5 separate regions of the Homo sapiens genome follow, and regions 1, 2, 3 and 5 are each linked to region 4. The links are chromatin loops, found by intact Hi-C in ENCODE. Cell type or tissue: endothelial cell of umbilical vein. All regions are shown on one strand. Each heading gives the region's core, and the rest is flanking DNA. Links, peaks and the distances in the headings are about the cores only.

Region 1 (5,826 bases), core at 331-5,330, 150 kb after region 4:
CCGAGCGTACGTTCTGTTTACTGAGATAGGAGAAAACTGCCTTATGACTGGAGGTGAGACATGCTGGCGGCAATACTGCTCTTTACTACACTGAGATGTTTGTGTAAAGTCAAACATAACTCTGGCCTATGTGCACATCAAGGCACAGCACCTTTCCTTAAACTTATTTATGACACAGAGCCTTTGCTCACATGTTTTCCTGCTGACCCTCTCCCCACCATTACTCTATAGTCCTGCCACATCCCCCTCACCAAGACAGTAGAGATAGTGATCAATAAATACTGAGGGAACTCAGAGACCAGTACTGGTGAGGGTCCTCCGTATGCTGAGCGCCGGTCCCCTGGGCCCACTGTTCTTTCTCTATACTTTGTCTCTGTGTCTTATTTCTTTTTTCAGTCTCTCATCCCACCTGACGAGAAATACCCACAGGTGTCGAGGGGCTGGCCCCCTTCACCCTGTGATCGACAGGACAGAGCTGGGCACGCAGGCTGGGATTCACGGTGCAACCTGCAGCCACGGGGTGGAGAAAGGAAGCCACGTCGCCAGGAAGGCAATGGCATTCAGAGCCTTGGACTCCTTAATTGATGCAATGACGGCAGCTCGGGTATCCATAGCAATTGTGGAACTTGAAAAGTTTTACTTTAAAAAAGTGCATCTATACATCATTTAAATTTTGGTGCCAATGTAGAATCGGAAAATCGAGTCTTAACCAATCAAAATTCACGTGCCGGCCCCTTCCTCCAGGTCATTCCTCAATGGCTAGCCTTGGAACTTCTCAGCTAAATATGCATTGTTGTGGGTATTTAATAATATCCATAATTAAGTTAAATGGGGGCAACGACAAAAGCCTCCGTGCTATTATCCTCCCCAGAGCCTGGGGCCGGGAGGCCCATTGTCATAGAAGGAAGCCTTGAATATGGGCTCCCGTCCTTCATGCAGGGCCACTAAAAGGAAGTTTCCTTGGCAGGAGAGGCTGTGGGAGGCCCAGCATCAATGGTTTCTTCTTTCTCCTCTGGAAGCTTCACCCTGTTTCTCTTGGCAAAAATGCGGTTTATCTCCACAAATGTTTTGCCCTTGGTCTCCGGAATAACCACGTAGATGTAAATCGCAGTGAGGAGGCAGATTCCGGCAAAGATGATGAAACTGTAGGCACCGATGGCCTCCTAGACCAGGAGACGAGAAAGACAGGAGGGGGCAGAGAAAGGCAACAGTGCTGATTCAGCTGAGCACGTTGGCTCATGCCTGTAATCCCAGCACTTTGGGAGGCCAAGACAGGTGGATCACCTGAGGTCAGGAGTTTGAGACCAACCTGGCCAACATGATGAAACCCTGTCTCTATTAAAAATACAAAAATTAGCTGAGCATGGTGGTGTACACCTGTAATCCCAGCTACTTGGGAGTCTGAGGCAGGAGAATCGCTTGAACCCAGGAGGTAGAGGTTGCAGTGAGCCAAGATCGCGCTACTGCACTCCAGCCTGGGCAACAGAGCGTGACTGTCTCAAAAAAACAAAAACAAAAACAAAAACCCCAAAACAAACAACAAATAACCAATGCTGGTCGAGGCCTTTGTGAGTCCATAAAGGAGTTGCTTGGCAGCCAGTTTTGTTTCACTCCTGGAGGAATGATATAGCTAGAAAACTGTGATCACTAAAGATTGTTTGCAGGAAAAAAAAAAAAAAAGCTAGAAATTGGATTCCCCCTCACCCTATTATCAAAAAGAATCTGGTTGGGTGCTGTGGCTCACACCTATAATCCCAGCACTTTCGAAGTTTGAGACCAGCCTGGGCAATATAGCAAGACCCCATCCCTAAAATACATAAATAAATAAATAGCCATGTGTGGTGGCCCATGCCTGTGGTCCCAGCGACTTGGGAGGCTGAGGTAGGAGGATCACTTAAGCCTGGGAGGTCAAGGCTGCTATGAGCTGTGGTTGCACCACTGCATTCCAGCCTGGGTGACAGAGCAAGGCCCTGTCTAAAAAAAAAAAAAAAAGACTGCTTAACCTTTTGACAGTAGGGGTTTATGGCCTCTGTGCCCTGAAGGTGCTGAGAGCGCAGAGTTTGTGGCCCATCTTGTCTTCGGAACAGAGGAAGGAAGCGGTGGGGGATCTGCACCCTGGCTCTGGCTTTGTTTGCTGGCGCCTTTGAGCTCCGCGGACCAGAGCCCCTAAGCAATAGCCCTTTACAATGTCAGCAGGGGATCACCCTTCAGTAACTGAGAAACCGGTGTCTTCAAGGGTTTGCAGGCAGTGGGGCCACGTGTGTCTGTGGACCCTTGGATGTGTCTGAGAGCCTGTCCCCACCTTGCTGGATTCACAGATGTGCTTAGCGGAAGGGGAATACATCTTACTCCCTGGAGGCCCGGTGGAGCGGGTTGGGGAAGGGGCCCTCACTCACCTGGATGGATGGGAACAGGAAGCCTATGATGAAGTTGGTGAGCCAGTGCACTGCCCCGTCCACCATGAAAGCTGCCCGCCGGGAGGACTGCAGGAAGATCTCGGTCCTCACCACCGAGGGGACAGGACCTGGAGGGCAGAGCAGGATGGGTGGGGCGGAGAAGGACCCAGGTGTCCCCCAGGGCTGGCGGGACGCGGCCCACTCTAGCCTCTGACCTAGGACCCTCAAGAGTACCAGCTGGGATTGGGGACTGGAAAGGAACCCTGCCTTTACCCACAAAACCAGGGCGTGATCAGAGCAGGAGCTGCAAAGATCCACTTTGCAAAGTCTGGTTGGAGAGCCTGGAATTGAATTTCCATTGCTGCTTCTTCAAGGCCAATGACGCTCCATGAAGGTTTGCAGAAAGTAAATGGATGGGAAGCTTCGTGGGAGCAGCAGGAGTGAGTGGGCTCCAGCTCACAGGCAGCAGAGCTTTCTGAAAGAGCTTCCTTTGCGCTGGCGTCACTCTGACTTGAGACCGCCCGCGCTTGGGAAGTGCCGCCCTCCTATGGCGGATCTGGGTATGGCAGGGCCTGAGGGCTACACCTTCTTGGACAACTGTTTTTCATTATCGCTTCCTTAAGAAGCCTTGTCTAAAATGTCTAAAGCCATTTTTGTTCCCTAATCGCCACTCCCATGAAATTTTAATACTGTGCGTCTGTTTAGGTCCTGCATATATAGATATCTGTAGCTTTACACAAAGAAAGAGGAAGATTCTGTCCCTCCTCCTCCAAGCTTCCCACCCCCGCTTAGGTGGTGAAATGGCCTCATTGAAAAGGTCCGGTCTCACAGATCACTGGAGGTCAGGAGTTCGAGACCGGCCTGGCCAACATGATGAAACCCCATCTCTACTAAAAATATAAAAATTAGTCCGGCATGGTGGCGTGTGCCTGTAGTCCCAGCTACTCAGGAGGCTGAAGCAGGATAATCTGTTGAACTCGGGAGATGGAGGTTGCGCTCCAGCCTGGGCAACAGAGTGAGACTCCAACTCAAAAAAAAAAAAAAAAAAAGAAGGAAAAAAAGAAAAGGACCGATCTCCCTCTCTGGATGGACATGGAGAAGAATTCAAAGCCCCTGAATGAAGCTGGGATGTCAAGTGCAAACTCCTGCAGCCCAGTGACTTGGGGCCCGGGCCCCTTCTCCAGGGCCCTGACCCCAAAGTGGACGCCGGCAGGGATGTCATCTGTCCTGCCTTCCTCCTGTCCACCACAACAACAGCAGCCAATAGTCCTTAGGTCTAAGTTGAATGTCAGATCAGCCCATGCTCTGACCTCGCGTCTGCCGGCACACCTGATCACCCCGTTCTTGGAGAAGCACCATGGCTTGCTCCAGGTGACACACAGGCAGTGGGGGCAGAACGGCTTGGAACCCGGCCAGGTCTACACACACTGGCACTTTTCCTTTGAGGTTCTGCTGCCTCCACGTTTGAGGTACACTGGGAAGGCGTCCTGCTCTAAATCCCCACCCGCTCCCCTTTATTTTTTAGACAGAGTCTTGCTCTCTTGCCCAGCCTGGAGTGCAGTGGTGGATCTTGGCTTACTGCAACCTCTGGGTTCAAGTGATTATCCTGCCTCAGCCTCCCGAGTAGCTGGGACTACAGGCGCCCGCCAACACACCTGGCTAATTTTTGCATTTTTAGTAGAAACGGAGTTTCACCTTGTTGGCTAGGCTGGTCTCGAACTTCTGACCTTAAGTGAACAGCCTGCCTCCCTCCACCTCTCAAAATGTTGGGATTACAGGCATGAGCCACCATGCCAGGCCTAAATCCCACTTCTTAAATACCCTTAAATACAAGTATGTGGTCTCATTCATGTGCCTGACACAGCACAGTGTAAACAGGTATTCCGCCAATGGATGTTGAATGAATTAAATACCTTCATTTTGGTTTATGGACAGTGCTTTCAAAATGAACATTCTTCAGGGAATGTTATTAGAGTCTTCACAGTCAGGGGTGTCTTTTCCCAGGCAGGGAGAAGGAGGTTCAATTCTCAGGACACACTAGGGAAGGAGTCTGGAGTCTCAGAGGCTGCCCAACAGGTGGGCCCAGGTGGAGGCCCGAAGCCACTGGCAACAGGACATTGGGGACAGTGTAATAAGGGACTGTAGCTGGCAGTCAGCGGGGATAGAAGGCAGTTGAGCCTTGGGTGTGCTGTGGGCTTGGAGGCTCAAGTGAGTGTCTGGAGGGTGTGGATGTAAACCAAGGTGCCCCAGGGGTGTCTGACTGGCATAAGCTCCCTCTCTGCAAAAGCTCATGTCCTTGTTGGGTGCCAGACCTGAGTCTGGGCCCCCCTGGGAGCCACAGATGATCAGTGGGGCGCTGGCCTGGCTGGCGCTGGTTGAATGAATGCACATGGCCTGGAGTGCCATCAAGGCTGAGAACTAAGAACGTGTGGGATCTGCGTGAGCACGGGGACCAAGGACGTCCATTCACTCAGCAAATATGTGTCGAGCACTGACTGTGTGTCAGGCCCAGGAATGGACCAGGATGGCCGGGGCGAGGGAGGCGTGCAGGTACTCACTGGGCCCAATGGAATGTCCCGCGATGTAGGCAAAGACACAGATGATGCCGAGGTAGGACAGCTCGGGGACCCTGTTCTGTGGGGAGAGGCAGGGCTGTCTGGGCTGAGGCCAGGAGCCCCACGTGCGGGGGGGTCCACCTGCGGGTCCCACCTTCCTGCCCCAGGGAGGAGCTGCACCTAGATGTCTGGGCACCTCCATGGACCTTGAGGGCTCTGTGGGCAAGAGAGGAAGGCCAGTGAGAACCAGGCCTTGTAGCCTCCCACAGGGCTCCCTCCAGCCTCACCTGATGAGCGTCATGGAGAACGAGGGGCATCTACCTTTGAGTTATTTTCCTGCCAGGTGCCATTCTCTGCACTTTACAAATCACAAATATTAACTCATCTGATCTTTGTGATACTCCTCTGCCCTCTGAGTGACTCTACGATTCTTTCTTTTTTTTTTTTTTTGAGACAGAGTCTCGCTCTGTCGCCCAGGCTGAAGTGCAGTGGCACAGTCTTGGCTCACTGCAGCCTCCGCCTCCCGGGTTCAAGATTCCCCTGCCTCCGCCTCCTGTAGCTGGGACTAGAGGCGTGCGCCACCACGCCCGGCTTATATGATTGTTTCAGTTCCACAATTGTGGAAGCAGAGCACAGAGGGCCCTGAATACAGACCATGAGGAACCTTAGTCCCTCAGGGATCAAGCAGTGGCTGAAGTCACCCAGTCAACATGAGTGAGCTGAGGTCCGGACTTTCTCTACCATTCTCTGGAGACTCCTAGGACCCCCGGACCCGTGGAGCTGGCAGACCACCATCTCTGCTCCCAACTGCCGAGAGAACAGCCAATGCAAAACCGGGTCAACGGACTTCAGCCAAACTAACCGGGTGCCCCCAG
Region 2 (5,826 bases), core at 224-5,223, 58 kb after region 4:
GCGACAGAGCGAGACTGTATCAAAACAATCAAGCAAAAATGGTTGTTGTCAACACAGTGGGTAACATCTGAACCAAACAAGCCAGGAAATTGAGCACTTGGTTTTAGAAAACTTTTCATCCAAAAAGGGTTAACAGATTTATAATGTGAGTTTAAAGGGGTCATCTCGAGTTTTCAAGAACATTCATTTATGCCAAGCAGCTCCTTCTCCACTGATATCAAAGATATTTTACTGTAGAGGGCACCAAATACACCCCTTCATTATTTTCTCCTTTTAAAGAAAACAGGACAAATTAGTGACCTGGAAGGTTTGGATAAAAACACATCAGAGAAATCATTGTTTTGAGAGTTCTTTTCAGCTTAATTAATTCACATTGGCTGCTCAAATTCATTTTAGGTCTGGAGGCGATTTTCAAACAAAATGTTATGACAGAGATCATAACAAAGATTTGGAGCAAAGATTTCTGTTTGCTGAGCTGTCACTCAAGCTAAACAGATAGCAACAGGGAATCTTTAGGCAAATTAACTTTCCCCTGAATGGGTTCTTTTATCCTGTCCATCTGCATTCATTCCCATGGGTACTTCGAGACCGAGCTAACAAGTCAGATATACATAATAAAGAAAATTGCTCAAGGGAAAAAAAAATCAACTGTTCATTTGGGAAAATGTGGTGCTAGTCTAAATACAATTCTCTATTAATTTCAAGGGGTCTAAAAATCTATCACCAGTTCTTCAAAAAGTTAAACAGACTTATCCTGTGGCCCAGCAATTACATTCCTAGGTACGCACCCCGAAGAACTGAAAACAGATAGTCAAACAAATACTTGCACACAAATGTTCATCGCAGCACTATTCTCAATAGCCAAAAAGTGGAAATTACTCAAAATTCCATCAACAGATGAATGGAGAAACAAAATGTGGTATATACGTATACAACAGAATATCATCCAGCCGTGAAAACAAATTAACTACTGATGTGTGATACAACGTAGATGAACCTCAGAAACATGACCTTAAGTGTTAAAAGCCAGACATAAAGATCATGATTCCGCTTATGTGAAATATATGAATGATCCCCTTTATACGAAATATTCAGAATAGGTGAATTTATCAAGACAGAAAGCAGATCAGTGGTTGTCAAGGGATGGGGAGGGGGGAATGAGGAATGACCGCTAATGGGTACGGGGTTTTCTTTCGGGGTGATGAAAATGTTTTGGAACAAGATAGAGGGGCTGGTACGCAGCATCTGTGAAGGTACTAAATGCCACTGAAGTGTACTTTTTAAAAACGTTAATGTGGTGAGGTGCGGTGGCTCACGCCTGTAATCCCAGCATTTTGGGTGGCTGAGGTGAGTGGATCACCTGAGGTCAGGAGTTCGAGACCAGCCTGGCCAACATGGTGACACTCCGTCTCTACTAAAAATAGAAAAAAATTAGCCAAGTGTGGTGGCGGGTGCCTGTAATCCCAGCTACTCAGGAGGCTGAGACAGGAGAATCACTTGAACCCAGGAGGCAGAGGTCGCAGTGACCCGAGATCTTGCCATTGCACTCCAGCTTGGACAAGAGCGAAACTCTGTCTCAAAAAAAAAAAAAAAAGTTAATGTGTCCAGCACAGTGGCTCAAACCTGTAATCTCAGCATGTTGGGAGGCTGAGGCAGGAGGATCACTTGAGCCCAGGAGTTCGAACCAGCCTGGCGCACAGGATGAAACCCTGTCTCTACTAAAAATACAAAAATTAGCCGGGCATGGTGGCACGCGCCTGTAGTCCCAGCAACTTGGGAGGGTGAGGCAGGAGAATCACTTGAACCTGGGTGGTGGAGGCTGTGGTGAGCTGAGATTGCGCCACTGCACTCCAGCCTGGGTTACAGAAGGAGACTATGTATCAAAAAAAAAAAAAAAAAAAAAAAAAAAAAAAAAGTCCGGGCGCGGTGGCTCACGCTTGTAATCCCAGCGCTTTGGGAGGCCGAGGCGGGCAGATCACGAGGTCAGGAGTTTGAGATTATCCTGGCCAACATGGTGAAACCCTATCTGTACTAAAAACACAAAAATTAGCTGGGTGTGGTGGCTCGTGCCTGTAATCCCAGCTACTCGGGAGGCCAAGGCAGGAGAATTGCTTGAAACAGGGAGTTGGAGGTTGCAGTGAGCCGAGATCACACCACTGCACTCCAGCCTGGCGACAGACTGAGACTCTGTCTCAAGAAAAAAATATATAAAAAAAGTTGCTCGTGCCTGTAATCACAGCACTTTAGGAGGCCGAGACGGGAGGATTGTTTGAGCCCAGTAGTTCAAGATCAGCCTGGGCAACATAGCAAGACCCTGTCTCTATAAAATAGGAAAAAAAAGAGGTTAATGTTGTATTATATTACTTTAATTTTACCCCAATATGAGTTTGTAAACAAATCAAGTTCTCTGTAAACAAGTATTTGATGGTCTGGAAAATGGGATTGCCTCAATATCCAAACAGCCGTTTCTGGGCAGCTTCCTGACCATCCGGTAGGTTTCTTGGTCCAGCCCTGAGTCTCCTTGGCAATGCATCAGGGAGACACCAGGCTCATTCCTCTTTCCTCGTGGCTTCCATATCTTTCCATCCCTCAGCCCTCCGCAGAACCAGCTGTTTGCGGTCACACCGTGGATCTTGTATGAAGCAAAAACAAAAAAAACAGGGCCAGGCGCGGTGGCTCACGCCTGTAATCCCAGCACGTTGGGAGGCTGAGGTGGGCAGATCACTTGAGCTCAGGAATTCAAGACCAGCCTGACCAACATGGTGAAACCCCATCTCTACTAAAAATACAAACATTAGCCAGGCACGATGGCTCATGCCTGTAATTCCAGCACTTTGAGAGGCCAAGGTGGGTGGATCAAACTCCTGAGGTCAGGAGTTTGAGACCAGCCTGACCAACATGGTGAAACCCTGTCTCTACTAAAAATACAAAAATTAGCCGGGCATGGTGGTGTGCACCTGTAATCCCAGCTACTCGGGAGGCTGAGGCTGGAAGATGGCTTGAACCTGGGAGGCAGAGGTTGCAGTCAGCCAAGATTGTGCCACTGCACTCCAGCCTGGGTGACAGAGCGAGACTCTGCCTCAAATACAAAAACAAAAACATAACAAAAATTCTGCACAGTATTTTTCTGACCACTGGGTGTCATGAGCGTACAATAAATGCTTCAGCTGGAAAAACTGCATATTTACAGGACTGCCTTCAATATGGTGGTGGTTCTCCTGACTGCAGGGGATGCGGCAGCAAGTAATAAACCCTTCAAAAGTTGCTTTGTTTTTGCAAGCAAGACATTGAGAAGCAGAGAAAATGTAGACAGTTGAAGATAAACAAAAACACAGCACTGGCTGCTTCTTTGCGTTTTCCAGAATATTTCAGTGGAGCAGCTGTTACGGGAGGAATATAAAAATCTAAAGTAAGGCTGGGAGCAGTGGCTCACTACTGTAATCTCAACACTTTGGTAGGCTGAGGCAGGAGGATTGCTTGAGGTCAGGAGTTCAAGACTAGCCTGGGCAATATAGCAAGACTCTGTCTCTACCAAAGCCAGAAAAAAAAAATCTAAAATAAAGTATTCTTAGGGACACCTCTCAAGAATTGTAACTAAGAGGTGGGCAAGGTGGTTCCTGCCTGTTGTTTCAGCTACTGAGTTTCAGGCTGCAGCGTGCTGGGATAGCACTTGTGAATAGCCACTGCTCTCCAGTCTCGGCAACATAGCAAGACCCTGTCTTTAAAAAAAAAAAACAGTTCTGAAAGAAAAATGAGCAACCTTGAACCCTTTGGCCTCAGACAGTACAGGGCTTGCTCACCTAGAAAGTTAAAATAAAGAAAGTGGGCCGGACATGGTGGCTCACGCCTGTAATCCCAGCACTTTGGGAGGCCGAGGCGGGTGGATCACCTGAGGTCAGGAGTTTGGACCAGCCTGACCAACATGGTGAAACCCCATCTCTACTAAAAATACAAAATTAGCCAGGCATGGTGGCACGTGCTTGTAATCCCAGCTACTCAGGAGGCTGAGACCAGAGAATTGTTTGAACACGGGAGGTGAAGGTTGCAGTGAGCCGAAATTGTGCCACTGCACTCCAGCCTGGGCATCAAGAGCGAAACTCCTCAAAAAAAAAAAAATAAATAAATAAAATTAAAAAAGCAAGCAAGCAAGTGGTTGCTTATTGTCACTATTTATATCCCAATGACTGGTCTTTTAATTTTACTAGAGAGCAACTTCCTTGTCAATTGCCCTGAACAGAGTTGATCTCACTTCAGAGCAGTATGATTATGAATTTTCAGCTCTACCAAGTTTTGGCATCAGCATTTCCTCATTGATAAAAGTACTCTTGATTTCTTCTCTCAGCTGGGGTAGCTCAGAGAGGCCTGAATGTGCAAACCAGTACCTTTATTTATTCTTCTTGGCTGTGGAAAATCGTCCATTATAGGAATATTGTTAACATTTTTTTTGGGGTGGTGGGGGTCGGAGTCTTGCTCTGTTGTCCAGGCTGGAGTTCAGCGGCATGATCTCGGCTCTCTGCAACCTCCGCCTCCCAGGTTCAAGTGATTCTCCTGCCTCAAGCTCCTGAGTAGCTGGGATTACAGGTGTCTGCCACCATGCCCAGTTAATTTTTGTATTTTTAGTGGAGACGGGGTTTCACCATGTTGGCCAGGCTGGTCTCGAACTCCTGACCTCAAATGATCTACCCACCTCAGCCTCCCAAAGTGCTGGGATTACAGGTGTGAGCCACCGTGCCCGGCAACGTTTTTTTATATAATGTTTTTTTGAGATGGAGTCTTGTTCTATCGCCCAGGCTGGGGTACAGTGGTGCAATCTTGATTCACTGCAACCTCTGCCTTCAGGGTTCAAGTGATTCTTGTGCCTCAGCCTCCTGAGTAGCTGGGATTACAGGCATATGCCACCATGCCCAGCTAATTTTTGTATTTTTAGTAGAGATGAGGTTTTGCCATGTTGGCCAGGCTGGTCTCGAACTCCTGGCCTCAAGTGATCTGCCTGCCTTGGCCTCCCAAAGTGCTGGGATTACAGGTGTGAGCCACAGTGCCCTGTCAACTTTTTTTTTTTTTTTAAGTTAAGAATGAAGGTCAACAAATTAAGTTGGAAGTAAACCGGGGCTCTTGATAGGTTAAATCTAACACATCCAAGGACACCAGGGTCATTTATACCAACAGGGTCTGTCTACAAGTTATAAGGTTTTAATGTGTTTTATTTTAGAGATGGGGTCTCGCTAAGTTGCCCAGGCTGTATTTGAACTCCTGGGTTCAAGGAATGCTCCTGCCTCAGCCTCCCAAATAGCTGGGACTATAGGTGTGTGCCACTGGGCCCAGCTTAATTGTTCTTAAAAGCCTATCTATGTTCATGAAGGTCAAAGTGTTGAAATCTGGCCATGCAGGGTGGCTCACGTCTGTAATCCTAGCACTTTTGGAGGCTAAGGCGGGCAGATCACTTGAGGCCAGGAGTTTGAGACCAGCCTGGCCAACATGGCAAAACCTCATCTCTACTAAAAATACAAAAATTTAGCTGGGCATCATGGCATGCCCCTGTAATCCCATCTGCTTGGGAGGCTAAAGCAGGAGAATCACTTGAACCTGGGAGGGGGAGGTTGCAGTGAGCTGAGATCATGCCACTGTTCTCCAGCCTGGGTGACAGAGTGAGACTCTGTCTCAAAAAACAAAAAACAGGCTGGGCGTGGTGGCTCACGCCTGTAATCCCAGTACTTTGGGAGGCCAAGGTGGGCCAATCACCTGAGGTCAGTGGTAGAGACCAAGTTACCCCTCCCTTCCCCCATAAGCCTCACAAACAGCTCTTGTAACTCCTCTGTGAGGCTGCTA
Region 3 (5,826 bases), core at 425-5,424, 290 kb before region 4:
TGAGGCTTTTGAACTTGAACTGAGCCATACTATCAGCTTCCCCGCATCTCCAGCTTGCAGATGGCCTGCGATGGTCTAAATGTTTGTCACCCTCAGAAACTCATTCTGAAACTTAATCCCCAATGTAACAGTATTAACAAGTGAGGCCTTTAAGAGGTGATTAGATCACAAGGAGCCTGATAACTCATTAATTCATTGATGCATTCATGGGTTAACGACTTATCACAAGAGTGAGTCTCTTATAAAAACCAGGTTGGCTCTCTCTTGTGAGCCCTACTGTCCTGGATGCCTTCTACCACATTATGGCACAGCACAAAGCCCTCCCCAGAGGCCAACCAGATGCAGCCCCTTGACCTGGGACTTCACAGCCTCCAGAACTATAATAAATTTATTTTCTTTATAAATTACCCAGTCTCAGGTATTCAGAAAAAAAGACTAAGACATGGCTATCATGGGACTTAGCTTCTATGATGGAGTGAGATTTATTATTCCCTTAATAAATCCCCTCTCATCTGTCTGTCTATCCATCTGTCTATCTTTCTATCCAGCCAGCCAGCCAGCCAATTGGTTCTGTCTCTCTGGAGAACCCTGACTAATACACTGACAAATACTAAATGTCAGATTCAGCTTTAAAAGTTCAGTTTTGAAGGGTCAATTTGGCAAGACGAAATTTCGCAGATAAATTAAAATCCTACCCTTGGACCTCCAAAATCTGCTGACCAAACACAAAAATGAATCCCATTCTAAACAGTATTCTCCCAGCAGCTCTGGTTTTATCAGATCAACATTCTGAAGCACAAATTTTCTCTTTGGTCCAAAGGATTTCTCCCATAAAGGAAGAAAAAAATAGCTATTCGTAGAGAGTGTAATAAGAAATTGTCAAATTCCCCCTTAATCCCTACTAAAGCTTTAAACAGTCCATTAAATTTCTTTAAAAGCAAAAAAAAAAAAAAAAGAGTACAAATATCACAAAATTTGACATTTTTGTAATAATACTTTGGTTGTTGTTTGGTGACGGCGGTGATGGCAGTGATATTATTCATTTGGAGGGAATTAATGACTTCTTACACATGACATAGCCAGAAAAGTTACAGAGCTCAACCACACATCAATGGTGGGGTCAGACTTTGCGGTAATGAGCAGGATGTCAAAGAAAGGGTGGGGAATTTCTCACATTATTTAACATCACATTATTTTATAAGTAAGACTTACCAACTTATGATTAAAGATACATGGCAGAGATTTTACAATTAAAAACCGATGATGAGCTACCATGATAATATTTCCTTGAGGTTGGGCACAGTGGCTCACATCTGTAATTCCAGCACTTTGGAAGGCAGAGGCATGAAGACCGCTTGAGCCCAGTAGTTTGAGACTAACTTGGACAACAAAGTCAGACTCTGCCTTTACAAAAAATTTAAACATTAGACAGGCATGGTGTCATGCTCTTGTAGTCCCAGTTATTCTGGAGACTGAGGCGGTAGGATCTCCTGAGCCCAACAGCTAAAGGCTGCAATAAGCTATGATGGCACTGCCACACTCCAGCCTGGGTGACAGAGCTAGACCCTGTCTTAAAAAAAAAGAAAATATTTTATTGACTCAATACACTTTTTACAGAAGGACCTCTCAAACATCTTAAGCTTCAAGATTCCTTAGATTCTTAAAAATTATTAAAGAGTCAAAGAACATGGGTTATAGCTTATCAGTACTTACTGTATTTAAAAATAAAAAAATTTCTGGCTGGGTGCGGTGGCTCATGCCTGTAATCCCAGCACTTTGGGAGACTGAGGCGGGCGGATCACGAGGTCAAGAGATCGAGACCATCCTGGCCAACATGGTGAAACCCCGTCTCTACTAAAAATACAAAAATTAGCTGGGCATGGTGGCTCGTGCCTGTAGTCCCAGCTACTCAGGAGGCTGAGGCAGGAGAATTGCTTGAACCGGGGAAGTGGAGGTGAAAGTGAAATTGCGCCACTGCACTCCAGCCTGGCGACAGAGTGAGACTCCATCTCAAAAAATAATAATAATAAAAATAAAAAAATAAATTTTTTTGTAATTTATGAATTCATTAATAACAGTAATAAACCCACTACATGCTCGTGTTAACATAAATAATTATAACAAATAACTATAATTTTTAGAACGAACATAATGTAGGAAATGAGTAACACTTTTATTTCTGCAAATCTCTTTTACTTCTGGCTTAATAAGAAAACAGATTCCCATATCTACTTCTGCTTCTGTATTCAATCTGTTGAGCTATATCACACATCATTTAGCCTTTTGTGGAATGCACTGTACACTCCTGAGAGAATGACAGTGAAAAAAAGCAAATGACGTCTTGGTATCATTATGAAAACAGTTCAACCCTACAGACCCCTGGACCATAGTTAAGAATGGCTGGTCTCTGAGATGAAGTCGACAAGCTGCACAGATGGCTCCAGGTGCCCTCTCTTTTAGACACAATCATTTAAATAAAAAGTATGCTCCCGAAACAGCACAATGACTAGAGATTTTAAGGCACAAATTCATTTAGATGTCAGATACTATTAAAAAAGATTTCATTATTATTTATACAACCAAACACTCCAGACATTCCAGTAGAGAGCAGAAGTTACACAAGAAGAAAAATCTAAATAGGAAGCTCTCATTGTCAAATTTAAGGTATCTTTCCAAAAACTGAGCTCAGGATATAAAAGAAATATTTAAAGCTTGATTCAAACAAGTATTTGTCTACATTAAAAAGGTATACTACTTTAAAACAACGGTGAACCCTTGAAGCTGAAAGCATGCAGAAAATAATAACCTAGATAATTTCCGCTATTCCAGGCAACTTTCTGGCCATTTCAAAAATGATACTGCTTCCTACCTGAGAAAACTGGCATCATTAAACAAAACCTTTAAGAAAAAGAAAGATATTAGCTTACAATGTTAACTGAATCATATCTTTTATAATGACTAATATACCTAATTTATGTGAATCTAGCAATATTCCGCCCTCTCCTGGTGATATGCTTTTTGTACCACTGCTGTCTGAATTAAACCCTGAGTGTAGAGTTGGTAACACAGTAAAGTAATTTTTAGCAACACAAATATTTGCACTTTTAAGAAGCACTAGAGACACAGTTTTAGAAATTACTGACTCAAAAGTTGGCCTGCATAATAGGAATCCAAGTACAGCCAGCAACTTACCAATAAACAAATTCAAATAGTTGGATAAGAAAAGGGAAAATCAGCAGGAACACTAAAAAATTATATTTTCCTGGTTTACGTAAATCAGTCTGTCTTATCTTAAATATCTTAATTATTTCTTCTCTTCCTTTAACTTAAACCAAAACAAAGACGGTAACCTTTAATACTAGTTAGTCTATTTATAACCGTTCCATCTACAAACATTTTTCTAATACAAACATGCCCTGATAGCTTATCTTGGTGCACATGCCAGACAACAAAGGCCCACTGGCCTGCTGGAGAGGAGAAATGGAAAGCAGGAAATGAGAAGCCTTAGTTAATCTCCAAATAATCGATCAGTGTATTCAGTCAAGTGTGAGCTGAGCTGGGAAAATGCTGCTTTAAAAAAGAAAGAAAGAAAATCAAAGAGCATGTGACTGGAGCCACAATTCATTTTAAAATAGGGTAATTTTTGTCAAAAAGATTCTGCATCACGTTCAAGCACCAACAACAACATACGGAAATGTTCATATCTTCTGCAGTAAGACCCCTTCCTTTAAAATCTCTTGTCATCTTTTTTCAAAAACAAGTTCCAACTTTTGGGCTTTGTTTCTTATTTCAGTTTATCTTAATTATTGAGGTATAATTTACATACACACAATAAAATTAACTTATTTTGTTTCTACTAGTTTTGACAAATGTATAGAGTTGTGTAACCTCCACCAAAATCAAGATAGGCAACATTCCCATTACCACAAAAAGACCAACTTCCATTACAGAATCAACATTTGCTGTGATGAAAAGGCTTTGGGTGCCAGTGTTGCCAGAAAAGCAACATTCTAATCTAACTTCCTTCCTCCATTTTAGCACACAGAGAAGTTAATATGGAGAAAAACAATTCAGAGTCTGCTGTGACTCTTCTATCTATTGCTAGAGAATACTACAGACAGGAATCCCATGATCTTTAAATCAAGTAATCGGCTAGATAAAACTTCTGGGCTAAGAGGTAATATGGTCTCAGGAAATTCCTAGAACATACAACAGTTTTAGCGACAAGTGATATAAAAATAAACAAAAATAATTTCAAATTAGATCTGAGATATACTTTCCTCAAACTATATAAGGAATATTTATTGGGCATCTGCTAGGCACCAGACACTGTTCTGGAGATGGTTGCTGAGTATATAGAAGTGGGAAAAACAGGAAGTCCCAGTCCTGGTAGAACTTCCATTCCAATGGAGGAGAAGACCCCTTACCAATTCCCCCAACCCTCTCCTCTAAAATGTCCAATAACGGTTAAGTGCTTTTAGAAAGTTATGATGAATGAAATCTGCCACTTAGTAACCATAAATCCTAGGCAAGTAACATTTATTTACACTGTTATTTAATCTCTTTGGATATTATTTTCCTTAAAATTAGTGGTCTTCTCAAAAGTACTTCAGGATAGCAGGAAAAACTGTATTGTGACCTGATATGTCATATACAGAGACAGGTTTAAATAACCCTAATGATTCCATACACCAGTTTCTCTACCTACAGGACCTAGGAGGAAACCTAAATGTCTTGCTTGCTTGCTATCCTGAGCGTGTTCATGAAAACTCCCAAAGGTGGCTCTACTTTCTTGCTTTATCTTTCTTATTTTTCTTTTTAAAGTTTTATTATGAAATATTTGACAGGCAGAAAGGTATAAAAATAACAGAACCATCTGTACCAAACATACCTAAAGCAACAAAAACATTATCGAACCTAAAGAAGCTGCCTGTGGAACCTGCCTACAGCCCAGAGGTAACCACCACCTTGAATTCACTGATCATTCCCATCCAGTACTTCATGCTTTTACTTAATATATATATATAACTAAAAATACATAAGGTATTATTTTGCATGTTTTTATACTGTACATAAATGACACTAGACTCTTTGAGTTCTTCTATAATATGCTTTGTTCTTTCAGCATTACACTTACATGATCCATCCACGCCCTAGTTCACTTATTTTAAGTGACATGTATTACCTTCATATACAGCACATCACAATGTGTTCATACATTTTCCTGATAGTAGACATTTGGGTCATTTCCAGTTTTCCACCATTACAACCTTGGTTGTAATAAGTATTCCTATATATGTTTTCACACATAAAACTTTTCTATTCAAATTATTTCGATTACTCTGAATGTTTGGTATCACAGCTAAGTGTTCAAATTTTGGTATTGGTAAAATGTTGTTCACAGTGTCTTACTAAGTAATTTAAATATATATTAAAGGCTAAAAAAGTTTATGTCTAAGCATGGTTTTAGATAAAGCCATTAACTGTGATGTGTTGCCTTTTATTTCTGGAGACAGTCTCACTCTCACCCAGGCTGCAGTGCAGTGGCCCAATCACAGGTCACTGCAGCCTTGACCTCCTGGGCTCAAGCTCTCCTCCTACCTCAGCCTCCTGAGTAGCTGGGACTCCAAGCAAATGCCACCACGCCCAGCTAATTTTTGTACTTTTTATAGAGATGGGGTTTCACCATGTTGCCCAGGCTGGTCTTAAACTCCTGGGCTCAAGCAATCCTCCCTCCTCAGCCTCCCAAAGTGCTGGGATTATAGACATGAGCCACCGTGCCCAACCAATGTGTTGTATTTCCATTAATAATTCACTGCAAAATAT
Region 4 (5,826 bases), core at 529-5,528:
GGCCAGGCTGGTCTGGAATTCCTGGCCTCAAGTGATCCACCCACCTCAGCCTCCCAAAGTGCTGGGATTACAGGCCTAAACACCTTCCTCCCCTTTCCCTATGTCCTGCACCTCTTCTTACCTAAGTGTATCGGCACCTGATTGTCCAGCTGAATCATTTTATTCCGCGTGGGAGCCCGAGTTGGTGTGATCGTTTATAGTACTATGTGTGCTCACCCTTGAGTGGTTGTACTATTGTGTTATTAGCCCCCTTTTATGGATGGAGGAACTGACACACAGTTGTTGGGGGAAAAGCCAGAATCCAGAGTCACACAGCCTGGCTCTGTGTTCTCCGACACTGCTGCCTGCACTGCGGCTGCTATCGGGGAGCAGGTGCTGGGAACCTGCTGCTTAGGGGACAGCTAGTGTGGCTGCATCTACAGGCCCTAGTATGGAACACATTGCTAAGAAGCAGGCTCCTAGCACAGCCCCGTGGACTGTGTTGGTGGCATTCAGAGGCCACCTTCCTGCCTCGGCTGCATTCACTAAAATGAAAATTACCAGGACTTTGTGCTTTTCAGGGAAAGCCTGGCTGCCTCCCACTGTGTCCTTGAAAGCTTGGCGTTCCAGCCCTGCCTGGTTATCACCACCTATGAAATCCATTTACTTGTTACACCAGCGGTTCTCAAGTCTGGCTGCACACTGGAGTCAGCTTTAAAAAATACTGAAGCTTTGGGTTCCACCCTGAGGTTCTGAATTAATTGACCTGGGGTGAGTCCTGATATAGAAGCTTCAGAAGCCTCCCAGGTGATTCTAATGTGGCCAAGTTTCGGAATCATTGCTTTAAACTTTCAACTTACCTTTTTTTTTGAAGACAGAGTCTCGGTTTGCTGCTCAGGCTGCAGTGATCACAGCTCACAACTCCTGGGCTCAAGTGATCTCTCCACCGCAGCCTCCTGAGTAGCTGGGACTACAGGGACCATGTCACCATGCCCAGCTAATTTTTTACTATTTTTTTTTTTCAGCTGGGTGCAGTGGCTCACGCATGTAATCCCAGCACTTTGGGAGACCAAGGAGGGCAGGTCACCTGAGGTCGGGAGTTCAAGACCAGCCTGGCCAACATGGTGAAACCCTGTCTCTACTAAAATTACAAAAATTAGCTGGGAGCGGTGGTACATGCCAGTAATCCCAGCTACTCTGGAGGCTGAGGCACGGGAATCACTTGAATCCAGGAGGTGGAGGTTGCAGTGAGCCAAGATCATGCCACTGCACTCCAGCCTGGATGACAGAGTGAGATGCTGTCTCAGAAAAAACCAAACCAAACCATATATATAGTTTTTTTTCAGCCCAGGCTAACCCCAGACCTATCTTAAATGTTTCACTGAGGATGGCTTTCTCGAAACTTATTCATGTTGCCTGTCCTGCTTCAGACAGGCTCCCCAGGAAAGGACCCAGAGGTCTGCACTTCTGCTGGGCTCACATCTGCCAGTCAATGTCAGGAATGTGCTTTGTTTCTGCTGGGTCAGGAAGTTTAGTCACAGTTGGCTTTCCTTATTTGGGGCCTCTGTGTCTCCAGGGTCAATGTGGTAAACCGCTCAGTCCAGCCTGCAATGGAAATGGCTCCAACCCCAGCCCAGCAGCTTCCTTTCAGGGTGGTGTGGACTGGAAGGGATCCTATCTACCTGTGTTTGCCATCTAACCTCAAGAGTGATAAATGAGGTTCACCTCACAGTCAGGAAATGTTGACATTAAACCAAACTGAAAAATACTCATGCTAACTTGCTGCCTTCGAGTTGAGACAAACAAGATGTAGAACATGCCAGTAACTGTCAGACCCAAGTTCCATGATTTACTTCCCTCCAGGATCAGTTCTCAGACACTGGTCATGAGAACCTGGAAAGGGTTAGTATCTGGGGTTTTATGTGGGATGATTGCATTAAGTTAGGCAGGAGAATGACTTTGTTACTGTCATTATCTGGAGATTAAGTATAGTTTAAGGAAATGCATATGGGTGTAGAGCTGACAAGGGGGGAACCATGATGGCTTTGATATATCAACTTGACGATTCCCCAGTTATTCAATCAAATACTAATCTAGGTATTACTGTGAAGCTATTTTGCAGCGGTAATTAAAGCTACTAATAAGTAGACGTTAAGGAATTATCCTAATTACTCTAGATCTGCCCAACTCCATAAGCGAGGTGTTTTTTTGTTTTTTGAGAGTCTTCCTCCATCACCCAGGCTGGAGTGCAGTGGCGTGATCTCAGCTCACTGCAACCTTCACCTCCTGGGTTCAAGCAATTCTCCTGTCTCAGCCTCCTGAGTAGCTATGACCACAGGCACACGCCACCACTCCCGGCTAATTTTTTGGTATTTTTAGTAGAGACTGGGTTTCGCCATCTGGGCCAGGCTGGTCACAAACTCCTGACCTCAGGTGATCCACCCACCTCAGCTTCCTAAAGTGCTGAGATTACAGGTGCAAGCCACTGCACCCAGCTAGTGAGGTGGTCTTAAAAACCGAGGTTTCAAGACAGAAATTTCACCTGTGAAATGACAGCTTCACCCAAGCCCCTGGAGTTCCAGCCTGCTGCTGGCCATTGTCCCTTCCCACTGGCAGCCCTGTGAATTTCAGACGTGCTTATCCAGGCCCCACAATCAGAGGCCAGTTATTACTTTTGAGAAAGGCTCTCACTGTGTCACCCAGACTGGAGTGCAGTGGTGCGATTTTGGCTTATGGCAGCCTTGACCTCTGGGGCTCAAGCAATCCTCTGGCCTCAGCCTGCTGAGTAGCTGGGACCATAGCTACGCCGACATGCTTGGCTAACTTTACCTCTCCTTATTGGTTCTGCTTCTCAGGTTAAATCCTGACATTAACAATGAACAAGAATGTCCACAAGAGGGCTCCCCAGCTCCCTGACTGTGCATTGGAACGCGCAACTCAAGATACTTCTTTTAGGGAGAAAAATCAAGTAATAGAATATGGGACCTCTTAAGGTGCAGATGGCAACCACAGTTTCTCATCTCTTTATTTTTTTTGAGACGGAGTCTCACTCTTGCCCAGGGTGAAGTGCAGTGGTGTGATCTTGGCTCACTGCAACCTCCACGTCCTGGGTTCAAACGATTCTCATGCCTCAGCCTCCTGAGCAGCTGGGGTTACAGGCGCATGCCACCAAGCCCAGCTAATTTTTTATTTTTTTTCGAGATGGAGTCTTGCGCTGTCACCCAGGCTGGAGTGCAGTGGCGCAATCTTGGCTCACTGCAACCTCCGCCTCCTGGGTTCAAGTGATTCTCCTGCCTCAGCCTCCTGAGTAGCTGGGACTACAGGTGCCTGCCACCACGCCTGGCTAATTTTTGTATTTTTAGTAGAGATGGGGTTTCAACATATTGGCCAGGCTGGTCTCAAACTCCTGACCTTGTAATCCACCAGCCTCAGCCTCCCAAAGTGCTGGGATTAGAGGCATGAGCCACCGCACCCGGCCTCATTTTTGTATTTTTAGTACAGGCGGGGTTTTGCCATATTGGCCAGGCTGGTCTTGAACTTCTGACCTCAGATGATCCGCCTGCCCTGGCCTCCCAAAGTGCTGGGATTATAGGCATGAGCCACTACAACTCGCTTCATCTCTCACTTTTTAATAAACGTATTCTTCACACCCCGTGTTCAGCATTACCCTAGAACAGTACTTGCTGCAACATTCAAGTTTTCCATCTGCTTAATCCAATGCAGTGGGCAGCAGCTACAAATGGCAGCTACCGGACACATGAAACCTGAAGCTTGAGAAACCGAGGAGTGGAATTCATTCATTTAAATCGGGTCCTGAGGTCTTCTTGATGCCCTTCTGCCTTCCTGCCCAGAGCTCCCATTTAATCCTTCTTTCACCTGCTTTCCCCAGGAAGAGACCCTGGGAAGAGAACATCTCTTCCCAGGATGGTCACCTTTACCCTGAAGTCCTTCTGGTCTGAATATGGCTGTGTAACCTAGTAGCTACCATCCTTAAGATTATCTACAAATAGGCCTGCATTTGAAGTTTCTTCCAAACAAGGTGTCCAAACAAAGTCTCGCTCTGCCTTCCAGCTTAGACTCTGTTTTGACCCCACTATCCTGGAGGGACCGTGTATGTCTCTTCTCTTGCCTTTGCCTCTGGTTCCCTTCCCAAGGACCCAGGAAAATGACCCCAATGGATCCTCATCCTTTTCTGTTACGACACCAAACCTTGGTTCTCAAAGGCCGACACCCTTTCGCCAGGGGCCCCTGAACACTAAGGACAGACCCAGATTGTTCCAGACATACACAGGCACACGGAGTATTCTCATGGGTCACTGAGGCTTTTTATTTTGAGCACAAAACCACCGGGGATCTAGCCTGTGGCCACCCCGGAGATGACACGAGGCTCACATGACTCTAGACACTTGGTGGAAAGTGAGGCGAGAAAAACAATGACTTGGGCCAATTACACGACTGCAAAGCTAGAGCTGCCAACAGGGCTCCAGGGAGCTTGGCTTCTGTAGAAGTTCTAAGGAAGCGGTACGAACTCCACGGCGGTGGGGCGCTAACTAGCAGGGACCCCTGCAAGTGTTGGTCGGGGGCCTCGAGCTGCCTGAGCTGACACGAGGGGAGGGGTCTGTGTAGCCAACAGGTGACCGAAGGGCTTGCCTGCCCACAGCTTACTTGGCCAAGGGGTTTCTGAAGTTCCTGCCGGCAAACTTAGCCTTGCTGCCCAGCTCCTCTTCAATTCTTGGGAAGGAGAAAGGTAAAGAGATGGGGAGGAAAAAAGAAAAGTCAGACCTCAAGTTTTAAGTTTTCCCATCCTAGATGTGGTCAAAGACACAGCCCCACTCCTGGGAAGTTGAGAACACAGAACTCTCCAGTTTGTCCACCTTCTTTAAACCCTCTAAACTTGTGCTTCTCTGAGAAGCCAGATATAGAAAAGTATTTAGTTCTCCTCATCCCAACTCACCATGCTAGGTGCCCTCCACCCACCGCCCCTTCTCTTCCTCTCCTCTCCCCGTCAGTGTTGCAGAGGAGCAAAGTAAAATGTCAGCATTGCCATTTCTTGGAATATAAAAATTCTAATGCTTTTGTTTTTTAAAAAATATTGAAGGGACAACAAATAAATGGCATGGGGAGAAAAGGAGAGTGACCTTATTAAAAGACAAAATGTGTGAGCTGTTTGGATCTTGATGTTAAAAAAAAAAAAAAAAAAAAAGGCCAACACATTTTGGGGCCAGGCACAGTGGGAGGATCACCCGAGGTCAGCTTGACCAATATGGTGAAACCCCGTCTCTATTAAAAATACAAAACAATTAGCCAGGCATGGTGGTGGGCACCTGTAATCCCAGCTACTCGGGAGGCTCAGACAGGAGAATTGCTTGAATCTGGGAGGCAGAGGTTGCAGTGAGCCAAGACTGAGCCACTGCACTCCAGCCTGGGCGACAGAGTGAGATCCCTCTCAAAAAAATAAAAATAAAATTCCCCAGCAAAAAAAGAATGGGAGTTTGAGGCTGCAGTGAGCTATGACTGCCCCACTGCACTCCAGCCTGAGTGACATGGCAAGACCCTGTCTCAAACAAACAAAACAACAAAAAAGCCCTGCGTCTACTGTTCACCTGCTTTTTTGTATATGTTTGAAAATTTCCAGGATACAGTTTGAATGAAGGGGTAATATGGGAGAACTTAGCGGGGTGGCGGGCGGGGGGACAAGTCTCCTGGTGTTCAGGGGCTTCCCAAGGACACAGACAGGAAAGGGAGACCAGAACAGCCCCACAGCGCTCACAAGTGGAAACCCAGCCATGTGCCCTTCGGCCTTTTCTTCCTCCCTCCCAGCCCTGGCTCCACATCCACAAACAGGGG
Region 5 (5,826 bases), core at 311-5,310, 130 kb after region 4:
TGGGAGGACAGCTTGAGCTGGGAGGCAGAGGTTGCTGTGAGCCAAAATCGCACCACACTGCACTCCAACCTCGGCAATAAAGCCAGACCTTGCCTCAGAAAACAAAATGACAAAACAAAAAACAAAAAAAGTTACAAACATGTTGAGCAACAAAAGCAAGTCCAGGAAAAAATAGCGTAGTATTTATAAAAAGTTGAATAACAAAATAATGATGTACATACACAGTTAGGTGCCAAATCACAATGTTTTAGTCAGTGATGGGTAGTGTAGTCGACGGTGGGCCCAGAAGATGGTGACACTGTATTTTCACTGTGCCTTTTCCATGTTTAGATACGTTTAGATACAGTAATACTTAGCATTGTGTTACAGCTGCTTACAGCCTTCAGTAGAGTAACATGCTGTGAAGCTTTGTAACCCAGGAGCAGTTACACTGCTCCACAGTGTGGCCACACCACAGAGCCTAGTGTGGGTAGGCTATGCCATGTGGGTCTGTGCAAGTACACCCTACGGTGTTCACACAATGACTCATGACACGTTTCTTGGCACATATCCCTATTGTTTACTGACACATGACTGTATAATGTCAAGGAGACACAACACATAGTAAAGGTAATTAATAAGAAAAACACCGAGCAGGGGCAAGTGGCTCACGCCTGTAATCCCAGCACTTTGGGAGGCCAAGGTGGGAGGATCACTTCAGCCCGGGAGTTCAAGACCAGCCTGGGCAACTTGGTGAGACTCTGTACCAAAAATACAAAAATTAGCTGGCTGTGGTGGCAGGCACCTGTAGTCCCAGCTACTTGGGAGACTGAGGTAGGAGAATCACTTGAGCCTGGAAGGTTGAGGCTGCAGTGAGCCGAGATCACACTTCTGCCTGGGCTACATAGTGAGACCCAGTCTCCAAAAAAGAAAGAAAGAGAGGGAGGGGGAGGGAGAGAGAGAGAGAGAAAGAAGGAAGGAAGGAGAAAGAAAGAAAAAGAAAGAAAGAGAGGGAGGGAGGGGGGAGAGAGAAGGAAGGAAGGAGAAAGAAAGAAAAAGAAAGGAAGGAAGAAAAGAAAGAAAAAAGAGAAAGAAAAGGAAGGAAGGAGAAAGAAAGAGAGAAAGCAAGCAAGCAAGAAAAGAAAGACATGAAATTAAGTGTAGTGGTGATATCAATTATGAGGAGGGATGGAAGAGAACTCAGTCTTTAACGACTTACTGCAGAAGGTGGGTGGTGATACATGGGTATTTATTACTCTTTATTACCTTTATTACTATTTATCCCTTTAAAATAAAAATCTGATTACATCATTTTCCTACTTCAAAACTTCCGGTGTTTCTCATGACACTTTTTTAAAAAATTAATCTTTTATTCAATGTTATAGGTAGTATTAAAAAGTGTGCTATAATCTCTCTTTTTTTTTTTTTCTGAGACAGTCTCACTCTGTTGCCCAGGCTGGAGTGCAGTGGCGTGATCTTGGCCCATTGCAACTTCCACCTCCCAGGTTCAAGCAATTCTTGTGTGTCAGCCTCCCGAGTAGCTGGGATTCCAGGCATGCACCACCACGCCTGGCTAATTTTTGTATTTTTAGTAGAGACGGGGTTTCACCACGTTGGCCAGGCTGGTCTCGAACTCCTGACCTCAGGTGATCCACCTGCCTCGGCCTCCCAAAGTGCTGGGATTAGAGGCGTGAGCCACCACACTTGGCCCCCATTACACCTTGAAGGAATTCCGAAGCCCTAGCTGTGGTCTGCCTCCCTGGCCCTGGCCGCTTTCTGGGCATCATCTGTCTCTGCCCTCCCTTTTCTCACCGAGCTCTGGTTGCAGCGTTCCTCAGAGACACCAAATGTGTTCCGGCCACAGGGCCTTTGCACATGCCGTTCTCTGCACTGAACATGGGGCATGGATCTCTCCTCCTCCTTGTTGTGCTTCTTTACTCACCTCACAAAGGCCACCAGGCCATCTTCTGTTTTACCCCAGGGATGACAATGAGCTTGAGAGGATGGCTTCTTTGCCCTTGTGCCCTGAGCTGTGAGCCCAGAGCTCAGCCAACTGCTCCCACTGTGCTCCTATTCAGGGAGGGCTCGCCTATGGAAGCGGCTGCACAGTGGCTCTAGAAAGAATATGTCCTGTAGGAGGGAAGGGCTGCCCTCTGGGTGGAATCATGGTGGTCTCCAGAAATCTCCTCCACTGGATTCCTGGGCTGGAGGAGCCACGTGCTCCCTGCAGCCACCTAGGGCCACCGGGAGATTCTGGTCTGAGGCAGGAGTGCAGCTGCAAATGCAGAAAGCAAGGCTGGGGTGTCTGGGATGAAGCAGGCCGGAACTGGGCTCAGCACCGAGCTAGCTCTTGGGATGTTTTATTTACCAGGGTCATTCACATTTATGTTGTCCTTCAAAAGATCCTGAAAGTTCTTGGGCATGGTGGCTCATGCCTGTAATCCTAGCACTTTAGGAGGCCATGACAGGAGGACTGCTTGAGCCCAGGAGTTCAAGACCACCTTGGGCAACATAACAAGACCTTGTCTTTACAATAATGAACATAAAAATAAATTTAAATAAACATTCCTGAAAATTCCCATGGATCTCAGCCTGTCTTGAGTCTCTCAGCAACACCATGAGCGGGGAACTCTGATTGCCAAGGTACAGGTAGAGAAACTGGGGCCCAGCTTTCATTAGCAACAGAGCCAGGATTTGAACTCAGGTCTCAGACTCTAAGCCAGTCATCTTTCCATCATTCTATGACTCTTCCCTTTGCGATGAAGGAGGGGGACCCAGGCAATACTCCCATATGACTAATGGATCCAGAAAAATCATTACTTTCAGAACCTACAAAAAAACTTTGAGGACAAAAAGCGTGGGTTTCTGAAGCACCTTCAGCCCTGAGCAATCCCAGCACTTTGGGAGCAGTGAGCAAGCTGTCATTTTCCCTGCGCTTCTCGCAGACCTGGAAGCACAATTGTTCCAACAGTGACAGTTTACAGGGTGTTCATTGGCACTCACTGTGGTTCTCACGGAGGAATGGCAGGCTTGGCGCTCAGCCTGGGAGAGTCTGCTTTCTGGAAAGGCAAATAGGAGCCAGGAAGCTGCTGGTTGGACTGAATCATGCAATGAGAATTTCCTGGGGCTGGGCATGGTGGCTCACGCTCGTAATCCCAGCACTTTGGGAGGCCGAGGCAGTAGGACCGCTTGAGCCCAGGAGTTTGAGACCAGCCTGGGCAACATAGCAAGACCCTGTCTCTACAAAAAATAAACAATTAGCTGGGCATGGTGCTGCACACCTGTGGTCCCAGCTACTCCGGAGGCTGGGGTGGGAGAATCGCTTGAGCCCTGGAGGCAGAGGTTGCAGTGAGCTGAGATTGCACCACTGCACTCCAGCCTGGGCAACAGAGCAAGACCCTGCCACAGACAAACAAACAAAGAGTTTCCTGAGGCCCTACTGTGGCAGACACCCCTCCTGCAGGTCAGGGTTGGGCGGGAGGCAGGTGGTCCCTGTTGCTGCCATGTGAGTCCCTCCAGGTGTGCCTGCTGGGGGTGGGTCCCACCTTGGGCAGCAAAAAGGGTGAGTCAAGGGGGACGAGCAGGTATCTCCCAGATGCAGAGGTTCAAACAGGATCGGAGAGAGGTCGGGAGGCCAGGGCAGGTGGAGCAACAGGAAGTGAGCGAAGGGCTGTTTTTTTTTTTTTTTTTGAGGTAGGATCTCACTCTGCCTCCCTCGCTGGGGTGCAGTGGTGTGATCACAGCTCACTGCCGCCCCGACCTCCTGTGCTCAAGCAATCCCCCTGCCTCAGCCTCCCGAGCAGCTGGGACCACAGGTGCACAACACCACGCTTGGCTAATTTTTGTATTTTTCGTAAAGACAGGATCTTGCTATGTTGCCCAAGCTGGTCTGGAACTCCTGGGCTCAAGGATTCCTCCCACCTCGGCCTCCCAAAGTGCTGGGATTATAGGCATGAGCCACCATGCCTGGACCTGAATTTTGTTTAAAAACTAAAACTAAGGAGCTGGGCATGGTGGCTCACCCCTGTAACCACAGCACTTTGGGAGGCTGAGGTGGGCGGATAACGTTAGGTCAGGAGTTTGAGACCAGACTGGCCAACACGGTGAAGCCCCATCTCCACTAAAAATACAAGAATCAGCTGGGCGTGGTAGCGCGTGCCTCTAATCCCAGCTACATGGGAGGCTGAGGCAGGAGAATTGCTTGAACCCGGGAGGTGGAGGCTGCAGTGAGCTGAGATCGCCCCACTGTACTCCAGCCTGGGTGACAGAGCGAGACTCTGACTCAAAAAACAAACAAACAAACAACAACAACAACAAAACTAAAACTAAAAAAAAAATCCAAGAAGAAATAAAAGGCCTTCCAGTGCTATTACTTTTGGGCTAACATTCACTTTATAAACTACATTGTTGAGGCCAATTTTGTTTTCTACAAACCTCCTAGAAGCTGGAGAGCACGCGTGGGCCCCCAGCCACAACGGGGCATCCTCTCCCAGGGACAGCAGAAAGAATCGTGTTCTTTAAACAGCCACAAAACCACGTTGTCAGTGGGAAGGAAGTCACTGAGCAACTGCTCCCGAGGGGCAGAAGCTGGGAAGACCCTAGTGGGGCCTGGGATCTTGATGTTCTAATATTGGTTCCTGTAAATTCATGTTGCTCAGTACAAGTTTTGAGAAACAAAACATCCTTCCTTAGACACAGCCCGTTAGCTGTTACATGGTGCTGGCCGTGGGTGTTCCTCTCACCAGTGCCAGAAATTCTCTGAAAGACCTTCTGTGTTGGTGTCATTTTGTAAACAAAAACAAAAAAACCCCCAAAACCTAAAGCAAGGAAGGTTCTTGAACAGATTGGAGGGGTCAAGCAGAACCAGCAGCCCCGACAGAGGAGGTGCTGCCCTCCAGTGGCGTCTGTGAGGACAGCAGGGGCTGTGCCCAGGAGACCTCAGAAATCATCCAGTCCACCCCCTCCCATTTTTAATATTGGTAAACTGAGGTACAGAAGATCTATAGAGGTCTCCAGGTAAGTTAATAGCATATCAAGGACAAAGGGCAGATTGCGTGTCCCTGCACTGTTCCAGTGGGATGTGGGGGGCTCTGGACATGGGGATGTTGGTCCCTGTTTCCTCTATGCACTGCTTAAGGAATTTCCAAGCACCCTCACACCTGAATAATGGGGGTCCCCCACCCCACCCACAGCTGAAGGGACGGTGGGCCAGCAGTCACTCAGGTGCCCCCTCTCAGGCCTCAGTAAGTGATATCTGAATGCCAAGGCCGTGCAGAGGGGACCACGATTGGCACCTGGTCACCCTAAAACTCACACAAGTGTATGCTGGGGAGCAGGTGCTAAGCCCTTCGCAGGAAAGCCGCTGTCCAGGGAGAAGGATGCAGGGCTGGAGAGAAGCAGAGGAGGACCTCTGGGCTTCCGAGGGGGGTCAGCGTGGCGGGGGTGGTGAACGATGACCTGCTGACAACCGCCGGACCGGGCTGTACTTCCTGCCCTTGACTTACACAGAAATTCCCTGCAGGCCTCGGTTGCATTTCTGCTCTTCACAAATACACCGTTCCCAACTAAGACAGCACGCCTTTGATTTTGTTGGAGCCTCAGGGACAGGCTTTGCTATCTCCACGTCCTGACAATGACGCTGGGACAAGACAGTATACCCTGACACAGCCTCTCAGTGGGATGCTGGGACCCAGCTCCAATTCCTGTGCTCTCATCGAGCCCTTGGACCCCTGGAGCTGGCCTATGGGACACGTCAGCAAGAGGTGGAGGGCGGGGTGCATTTTCCAGGTGGCTCCAAGCAGTCTCAGCTCCACCAAGGCAGGACCCAGGGCTGAGTTTGAGGGTGTC

The links. Hi-C counts contacts between places; a loop is a spot of excess contacts. Peaks named below come from ENCODE experiments on the same cell type or tissue, not always from the same donor. Only the 100,000 strongest peaks of a DNase experiment are listed, where the experiment ranks them.
Region 1: a loop joins it to region 4, with 3.0 times the contacts of the local background. A loop is called at or near these places in 11 of 110 quality-filtered maps.
Region 2: it touches region 4 in a loop (4-fold over the local background); 10 of 110 quality-filtered maps call a loop at or near these places.
Region 3: it touches region 4 in a loop (3-fold over the local background); 63 of 110 quality-filtered maps call a loop at or near these places.
Region 5: a loop joins it to region 4, with 9 times the contacts of the local background. A loop is called at or near these places in 42 of 110 quality-filtered maps.

The regions. Positions count from the first base shown.
Region 1 is chr1:9,002,356-9,008,181 of GRCh38, forward strand. It overlaps SLC2A7 (solute carrier family 2 member 7), which reads right to left. Exons shown (of 12, transcript NM_207420.3): 10 at 4,955-5,030; 11 at 2,397-2,524; 12 at 618-1,163. The coding sequence ends at 945. Among named protein-coding and RNA genes, the nearest start is that of SLC2A7, 21 kb to the right of the region's middle. RefSeq lists enhancers at 1,926-2,454, 2,455-2,981, 5,402-5,826 and a silencer at 2,694-2,973. In endothelial cell of umbilical vein, for the core only: a CTCF peak has its summit at 2,956 (motif pointing left); a DNase peak (open chromatin) is centred at 2,946; H3K27me3 peaks cover 394 bases.
Region 2 is chr1:8,915,132-8,920,957 of GRCh38, forward strand. The region is part of intron 1 of LINC03153 (long intergenic non-protein coding RNA 3153); the gene reads right to left. Among named protein-coding and RNA genes, the nearest start is that of LINC03153, 8.8 kb to the right of the region's middle. In endothelial cell of umbilical vein, for the core only: a CTCF peak has its summit at 3,148; a DNase peak (open chromatin) is centred at 3,150.
Region 3 is chr1:8,568,319-8,574,144 of GRCh38, forward strand. All of the region lies in intron 4 of RERE (arginine-glutamic acid dipeptide repeats), which reads right to left. Among named protein-coding and RNA genes, the nearest start is that of SNORD128, 76 kb to the left of the region's middle. In endothelial cell of umbilical vein, for the core only: a CTCF peak has its summit at 3,007 (motif pointing left); DNase peaks (open chromatin) are centred at 2,343, 3,133, 3,433 and 4,053; H3K27ac peaks cover 2,413 bases.
Region 4 is chr1:8,856,720-8,862,545 of GRCh38, forward strand. ENO1 (enolase 1) reads right to left here. Exons shown (of 12, transcript NM_001428.5): 12 at 4,281-4,710. The coding sequence ends at 4,641. Among named protein-coding and RNA genes, the nearest start is that of MIR6728, 7.0 kb to the right of the region's middle. RefSeq lists an enhancer at 5,811-5,826. In endothelial cell of umbilical vein, for the core only: a CTCF peak has its summit at 2,873 (motif pointing right); DNase peaks (open chromatin) are centred at 1,572 and 2,882; H3K27ac peaks cover 2,367 bases.
Region 5 is chr1:8,983,353-8,989,178 of GRCh38, forward strand. No RefSeq gene overlaps it. Among named protein-coding and RNA genes, the nearest start is that of SLC2A7, 40 kb to the right of the region's middle. RefSeq lists enhancers at 2,798-3,299, 5,105-5,605. In endothelial cell of umbilical vein, for the core only: a CTCF peak has its summit at 4,883 (motif pointing left); DNase peaks (open chromatin) are centred at 519, 3,009 and 4,789; H3K27ac peaks cover 2,421 bases.